2 separate regions of the Homo sapiens genome follow, and region 1 is linked to region 2. A link is a contact called in ENCODE Hi-C or POLR2A ChIA-PET data. All regions are on one chromosome and are shown on one strand. The core of a region is the stretch at or near the end of the contact, and the rest is flanking DNA. Distances in the headings are between cores, read along the strand shown.

Evidence for each region. A loop is a pair of places that touch in the nucleus more often than their neighbours do. ChIA-PET counts read pairs that join two places held with the same protein, here RNA polymerase II (POLR2A). Pooled maps may share reads with other maps.
Region 1: a map of CD8-positive, alpha-beta T cell shows a loop between it and region 2 (13-fold over the local background). The contact joins the promoter of MSANTD7 here to the promoter of UPF2 in region 2. A Hi-C loop is called at or near these places in 1 of 168 maps with a recorded cell type or tissue (CD8-positive, alpha-beta T cell) and 8 of 50 pooled maps. POLR2A ChIA-PET finds 5 or more read pairs at or near these places in 1 of 52 experiments (activated naive CD8-positive, alpha-beta T cell).

What each region holds. Positions count from the first base shown.
Region 1 is chr10:14,836,464-14,839,964 of GRCh38, reverse strand. It overlaps MSANTD7 (Myb/SANT DNA binding domain containing 7), which reads right to left and starts at 1,659. Exons shown (of 5, transcript NM_001378785.1): 1 at 1,506-1,659; 2 at 1-60. It overlaps CDNF (cerebral dopamine neurotrophic factor), which reads left to right and starts at 1,928. Exons shown (of 4, transcript NM_001029954.3): 1 at 1,928-2,133. The coding sequence starts at 2,019. HSPA14 (heat shock protein family A (Hsp70) member 14) reads right to left here and starts at 1,659. Exons shown (of 14, transcript NM_016299.4): 1 at 1,506-1,659; 2 at 1-60. The coding sequence starts at 1,562. RefSeq lists an enhancer at 1,376-1,615 and a silencer at 1,766-1,875.
Region 2 is chr10:12,041,040-12,044,379 of GRCh38, reverse strand. UPF2 (UPF2 regulator of nonsense mediated mRNA decay) reads left to right here and starts at 1,571. Exons shown (of 22, transcript NM_015542.4): 1 at 1,571-1,625. LOC105376416 (a long non-coding RNA gene) reads left to right here. Exons shown (of 3, transcript XR_930666.2): 3 at 419-581. RefSeq lists enhancers at 1,154-1,403, 2,574-2,663 and silencers at 1,844-1,983, 2,004-2,053.

The DNA.
Region 1 (3,501 bases), core at 410-2,909, 2.8 Mb before region 2:
AACAACAGCTGGAGTAACTCGGTCACCGGCATCATTTGCAACCACACCAGCCCGGCCATCCTAGAGAAAAAAACACGAAATACATAGTCTCATTAGACGTATTCAGACGTGTGCATTTGTGCACCAGTGTTACTTTGCCATCTGTGTGGAAAGAAAAACTGCTATCTCAATATTTTAAACTTGCAAATTTAATTACCATTTAATTTCCTCGTTTTCATAGAAAGCCTATAATTCCATGAAGAACTGCCTCATGTTTTCAGTCTGCTCTGCAAAGTCAACAATTGAATCAAAAGTAATAACAACCTTTCTACACACAAAACGAAGGCTATTATTACGTTACCTTTCCTACCTCTCTTCCTTCTTACCATTACCATTTCTTTTTTTTTTTTTTTTGGACACGGAGTCTTGCTCCGTGGCCCAGGCTGGAGTGCAGACTGCAGTGCCAGATCTCGGCTCACTGCAACTTCCGCCTCCCGGGTTCAAGCCATTCTCATGCCTCAGCCTCCTGAGCAGCTGGGATTACAGGCGTTCCCGGCTAATTTTTAGTATTTTTAGTAGAGGCGGGGTTTCACCATGTTAGCCAGGCTGGTCTAGAACTCCTAACCTCACGTGATCCGCCTGCCTCGGCTTCCCAAAGTGCTGGGATTACAGGCGTAAGCCACCGCGCTGGGCCCCTTTCTTCCCATTTCTACAAATGAAGTAGTATTATTCCCTTTGGCTTTTCCTAACAAGTCATTTGACATTTAAACGCGGGACTAGTGGCAACGGAGTTCATGATTATCGTTTCTTCTGCCTCCCCACTGATGAGAGAAAGGCCACAAGTCCTGTCAGGCTCTCACTTCCAGAAAGGCCACCTCTGTAGACCACGCACCATCAACTGGCTTCACAGCCAGGCAGCTTTGCGGGACCATCAGCCCCAGCTCGACTGCAGCCTCCCCGCCCCTCCGGGACCTAGACGTTCGGGCCCAGCTCAGCGCGTTCTGCGGCCCTGCTGTCCCAGAGACCACCGCCTCCAAGTACCTCGCGGCCACAACTTTCCCAGGACCTCCCACCCGCGGGAATCCTGAGGCCCTGACGTCAGCGAGACCCCTTCCGGCATCCAGAGGCCAGGACGTCCCCGTGACCTCCCCCAAAATGCTCGCAGCCCCGCCGTCCCCGGGACCCCCCGGGACACCCAGCGGCCCCGCTGTCTCCGGGACCCCCCCGGGCACCCTGCAGCTACGTCGTCCCTGGGACCCCTCCGGGCATCCCGCCGCCATGACGCCCTGGGACCCCGCGCGTCTACATCGCCGCGAGCCTCCGCCGCGGAGTAGACGACTTTCCGGAGGAATCGCCAGGCGCGAGGCCGGGCCTGCCCGGCCCTTCGCTCCGGAGTGTCCTCGCGGCAACGCCACTCCACGACATCCCTAGGCCGGCGACACGCCGCTCTCAAGCCTGTGGATGACCCAGCGCCAGAAAACCGGGTGGCCGTCATGAAGCCCTAGCCCAGCTCCGCAGCCCCTCACCTTATAGACGGCCACACAGGCTGAGGTGCAGCCCAGGTGAACTCCGATGGCCGCCATGAGGCAGCAGGGACGGCAGCGGCAGGAATGAGGGGGTCCCCCAACAGCAACAGCTACCGGCCGCCCAACGGCCCCATCAGGCACCGCGGAGCTTCACGTTCCCGCCAGCCCCCTGCGTCCGGTCGGCCGCTACAGCCTCCCGCGTCGCCGCCAATCAGCGTGAAGGTTCCGCCTTTCTTCACGCGCAGTCCGCGAGTAGCTTCAGCGCGTCTCTGCGCTCCGCGGAAACTGCACAGTGCGCACGCGCAACCGGGGAGGGACGGGAAAAGGCTCCTACACTCCGCCCCCTTCCTATCCCTTCCTTGAGAGCCAATGGAAACTCTGTGTTCAGTTGCGTCATTTGTCCTGGCAACTACTGGCAGATTCTTTCCAACCTCGAATTCTGCTCAGCTCGCTTTGGCAGCTTGGTGGGCGGTGGGCGCGGGTGGCGGAGGCGATTGAAGCTGCTGGCCCAGCATGTGGTGCGCGAGCCCAGTTGCTGTGGTGGCCTTTTGCGCCGGGCTTTTGGTCTCTCACCCGGTGCTGACGCAGGGCCAGGAGGCCGGGGGGCGGCCAGGGGCCGACTGTGAAGGTGAGCGGTGTGACAACTGCTTGCATGGCGGCGGCCCCGCGCTGCGGCGCAGCAGCTGTCGGCTTTGGCTTCTCCTGGCCCTGGCTATAAATAACATTCCGCCCAGGAAATGCAGGCCCTGTCCCTCGTTTTAGATCGCCCAAGCCCAGCTCGAGTAAAAAGCTCAAGCCGGGCCTGGTGGTAACGTGAGGCCACGTTGTGGTTTTGCTGTGAATATTAAACTTCAGCAGTAAAAGCTGGTGGGTTTGTATTTGGATTAGAGTTTGTGCAAAGAATGCTAGATTCAGATGATACTGGCGCCAGATTGATTCTGCTGCTTCCAACCAGCAAGATTTGCCTCCCCTTGCACAGAAGACGTCTTTCAAGTCCAAGCTAGTTGGTGACTCCCCAAAGGAAAACAAAACATGGCATTGAGTTGAGTAGCTTAAATCAGAGGACATAGCTAATATTTGTTAGGACTCTGTAGGTGAAAATTGCTTTGCAAAGGAGTACACTGACTCCTTGGGAAAGAGAGGAATACAAAAGAGTGGTTCCTTTTTGTTCACGGTATCTCAGCTGTGAACTCGCAGTCAGAATACGTGAGTCTGTATCCCACCAAGTCCCCTAGCTCTGAGACTTTGGTTTTTGCAAAATCAGCGTACTTCACTTTAGAGATCTGTTAGCAAAGGCAAAGAAGGTAAGTGGCTATGCTAGCCCCTTCCTTCTGGACTCCTGTAGCGCTCACTCCATGTTTTACTGAAAATAATTAGTTTAAATGTATATGCCCTCAGCTGGAAAATATATCCCTAGTGAACAGGAAATTGTAGGTTCATCATATATGTTGAGTGAATGGATGGGTATAGTCGTACTAAAGTTGTGTTTTTGTTTGTTTTGTTGTTTTGTTTTTTGTTTTTGTTTTTGTTTTGAGACAGTCTCACTGTGTTGCCCAGGCCGGAGTACAGTGGCACAATCTTGGCTCACTGCAGCCTCCATCATCGGGTTCCAGCGATTCTCCTGCCTCAGCCTCCCAAGTAGCTGGTACTAAAGGCACCACCACCACGCCTGACTAATTTTTATATTTTTAATAGAGATGCAGTTTCACCATGTTGGCCAGACTGGTCTTGAACTCCTGGCCTCAGGTGATCGGCCCGCCTCAGCCTCCCAAAGTGCTGGGATTACAGGCGTGAGCCACAGCGCCCAGTCCTTAAAGTGTTAATAATTGGAGCCTGGCTTTCTATGAGCTCTGCAATAATTAAACTTTTCTCCAGAAATTTAAAATATCTACATGTTATTACTCGATATAAAGATATTTGTTTAGCTAAGTTATAATTTTGCTCCAAACCATGCTATAATTGTGTCCTATACTTTTAAAACAGACTTTGTGAGGCA
Region 2 (3,340 bases), core at 322-2,821:
AGTAGAGACGGGGTTTCACCGTGTTAGGCAGGATGGTCTCGAACTCCTGACCTTGTGATCCGCCCGCCTCGGCTTCCCAAAGTGCTGGGATTACAGGCGTGAGCCACCGTGCCCGGCCTTCATCTTTCTCTTTCACTATCCTTTAAATGACTGACCTATGTGTAGTGTATAAAAAATATATATTTTTAAATACAGGAAGCAGCAACACTCAGTATGAGAGGATAATTTGCGTGCTAAGAGTAAATGGGGAAGCAAACAGTAAATAGAGGCAAATGGGCAAAGGTTGAGTCATAGGGAACCTGGACTTGCCTCAAGTATTTGTGGTTGGTAGTAGTTCATTACGTGGGCTTGGGCACCAGGTGGGGCCCCCTCAAGTCAAGCAAACGTCAAGACCAGTTTCGCACCCTTGTTCCTCTAGCTCCGGACCAGCCAGAGCCACCTACTCGGATCATGTTGGCAGAACCCAGTACTGTTTCGAGGCCAGATGCACCATTTCAGCAATTCAGGAGGAAATAAGCAGTGTGGATAAACTGATACCCATTTTTGAAAGTCGGCCTGGGTTCGCATTCAGAAGAAATGTCGACGCTAGCCATTTTTTTTTTAAAATGGGTGATTTGATAACTCAGGGAAGTCTTGCCACTGTAATTTTTAAAAGTTTGCTTGCTAGAACCAGGTACTTTCTAAGAAGTGTATGGAAAAAGCCTTGATTCTTCTTCGCCCTGGGTGGTTTTTACGTCGAACACCTAGAAGTGCTTCTGGAAATCCCCCCGCAGGACTTTCGATGTCTTTTAGGGCATTCTTAAGACTAGACCCATTCCTAAGCGACTCCCACCTCCCAAACCAGCCATATGGTTTAGTTTCTCCAGTTTCCAATTTTCTAAATCTTCAACGTCTCCCCTCGAATTAGTCCAATCAAACTTTCTCTTCTTAGACCTCTTCCTTAGGTTCGCACCAGGAAACGCCCAGGAGAATCACGTGGCCGGGCTTGTCCTTAATGGCGCTCCGTAACCCTCCCACTATTCCACCACACTTCCTCGCCTCCCGTGAGCTCCGCCCCGCCCCATTCGCGCTTCCCACCCCCATCCCCCGCGAAGCGCCTGCGCCTGCGCAGCTCCAATTCAGGCGCTTTCCCTTTCCTGGCGACCAATCCACTTCCTGCCTCGGGTCCTCGGAACACTCCACCCCTCCGCTGGGGCCCTGGTTTGAGGTGCTGGTAGTGGCTACCTTACGTATTGCCAGTCTGAAAAATTCGCTCTTCTCATCGACTGGGGAATTTGAAAGAGCTGTTAAGTGAATGGCACTCATATGAGCCTTTGCCCCGGACCCGCCACCCCAGAGTCAAGCTGAGGGCATCGGCATGCCGCAGGGAAGACGATCAGGACTGTTTTTAATCGGGCAGTCGCGCGGATGGCCTTTTCCCTCTCGCCTCCTTCCGCCCCGCCCCCACTCTCAGCCCGGCCGCGCTGGTGAGTGGCGGGCGGGAGGGCTGGCGGGCGGAGGGAGGAGGGGGAGCTGAGGGAAGGCGGGCCCTCGGCTGCGAGATAGGTGGGGGGAGGGGAGGGGAGAGCCCGAGCGCTGGAGTTGGTGCTGGGAAACCCGGGGCTAATGTTGACAACAGGCTCGAGGTGAGTCCCGGGGATCCTCCTTCCCCTCCGCTCCAACGATCGGGAGGAAATGGGGCTGGGGGGCACCGGCCTAGACTCCTACTCCCTGGGGGACCCCAGAGGCGACTCCACACTCCAGCTCTCCGGGGTCGGCGAGCAGTGGAGGGACCGCGGGTCCGGCGTCGTTCTCCTCAGACCCCCTGTCTCCGAGGCTCCCATCAACGCGGGAGCCCCCGGGCCGGGCCATGCTTGGGGGGCGGTGGAGGAGGTGCCTGCCCCACATGCCTGGGCCGGGCCTCGAGACTGGAGGCGGGGAGCCCGCGGTGGAGGGGCGAAAGTGTTCGGGGGCGTGGAGGAGAGCGAGGGGAGGTCGGGGGAAGCTCCTCGAGAGCCGGGAGGGAAGCGAGGGCGAGAAAGTGGGGAGGGCGCGTGTGTGGGAGGCTGCGGAGTGGGGAGACCGGCCGGGAAGGCTTCTGTGGCGAGGGAGTGTGGGGCGAGAAGTTGGGGTTGGGGCAGCGATGGTCCGCGAAGGTGACCGTGGATACCTGTGGGAAGGGGAGTTGTGTCGGGGAAGTGTGGTGGGTTTAGAGGTTCCTACACCACCAGAGCAGGGGTTTGTAGGAGAGGTATGTGTAGGGGAAGGGGCTTGGGGTGTATCTGGGGATGGTGGGCATGGGCTGTTTGGTTGACTTCCTTTTAATCACATAGGCTGGTTGATTCTTCACTTTACCTTCACCTCTTCAAGGCGCCAAGCACTCTCTTCTTGCTAGGACTGTTGGACTAAGGAAGTGATCACAGGATATTTGGTCCCCAGGTTGGCAGAGCAGAGCCAGCTGGGTCCACGCTGGGGTGATCGGACCTTCAGCTCTCTTGCTCATCTTAGAGGACTTACACGACACGAAACGATGCATCAGATCAAAGTGAAACCCTCGCTGACGCTTTATCTCATTTCCATAGTTCTTAGGTGTTCCTTAACATCGTCAGTCTCCTCATTTGTGAGCTGGTACAATTTCTAACAGTTCTTAATACGTCCTTTATACTAAGGATGTTCTTTAAAAAATAAAGTCAGAAACTGGGAGATAGTGTTCCTGTGCTGTTCTGTCCTGACAGCATTTTGAATAAGAGAATTGAAAGGTAAAACCGCATTCTCTCATACTGGAGTGTTTTCGGAGCACTCTGATTGGGATTTCATACATAATCCATATGGTACTTTGCAAGGGAATGTCTTTAAAAGGGAAACACCCCCTTTTGTGCCCTCTTCCCCCCAATACACTCCATTGGTACTTCTAGTAAATTAGTTTTACTTTCTTTTGGAAGTTCAGAATGTATTTAGAATACCAAATAAAATATACAGTTCAAGTGACAGGACACTATTTTGGGAGCTAGGAAGGTGGTTTTAAAGCATGGTTTCCTTTTAAGGGTAGTCTGAATATAATTGTATTCAGCAAACTAATTTGTAACAGCTAATCGGATTCCAGTGAAAAGATCACGACTTTTTCTCCTCACTATCTTGAGAAAGGACCTATTTAAAATTGTATTTGGACTTGAAAAACTTTTGGAAACACTTTAGATGAAAAGTTTGGCTGTTAAAGCTTGAAGTTATTGAAATAAGAATTTTAGCATTTTATTAAATATCACTTAGTGCTCAGTTTTTTAAGTCGACATAAAACAAACGTGTATTGAGGTGAATCACGGTGTTTGTATATTTTATTCGTTTTAGTGTAGGTAGTGAAAAA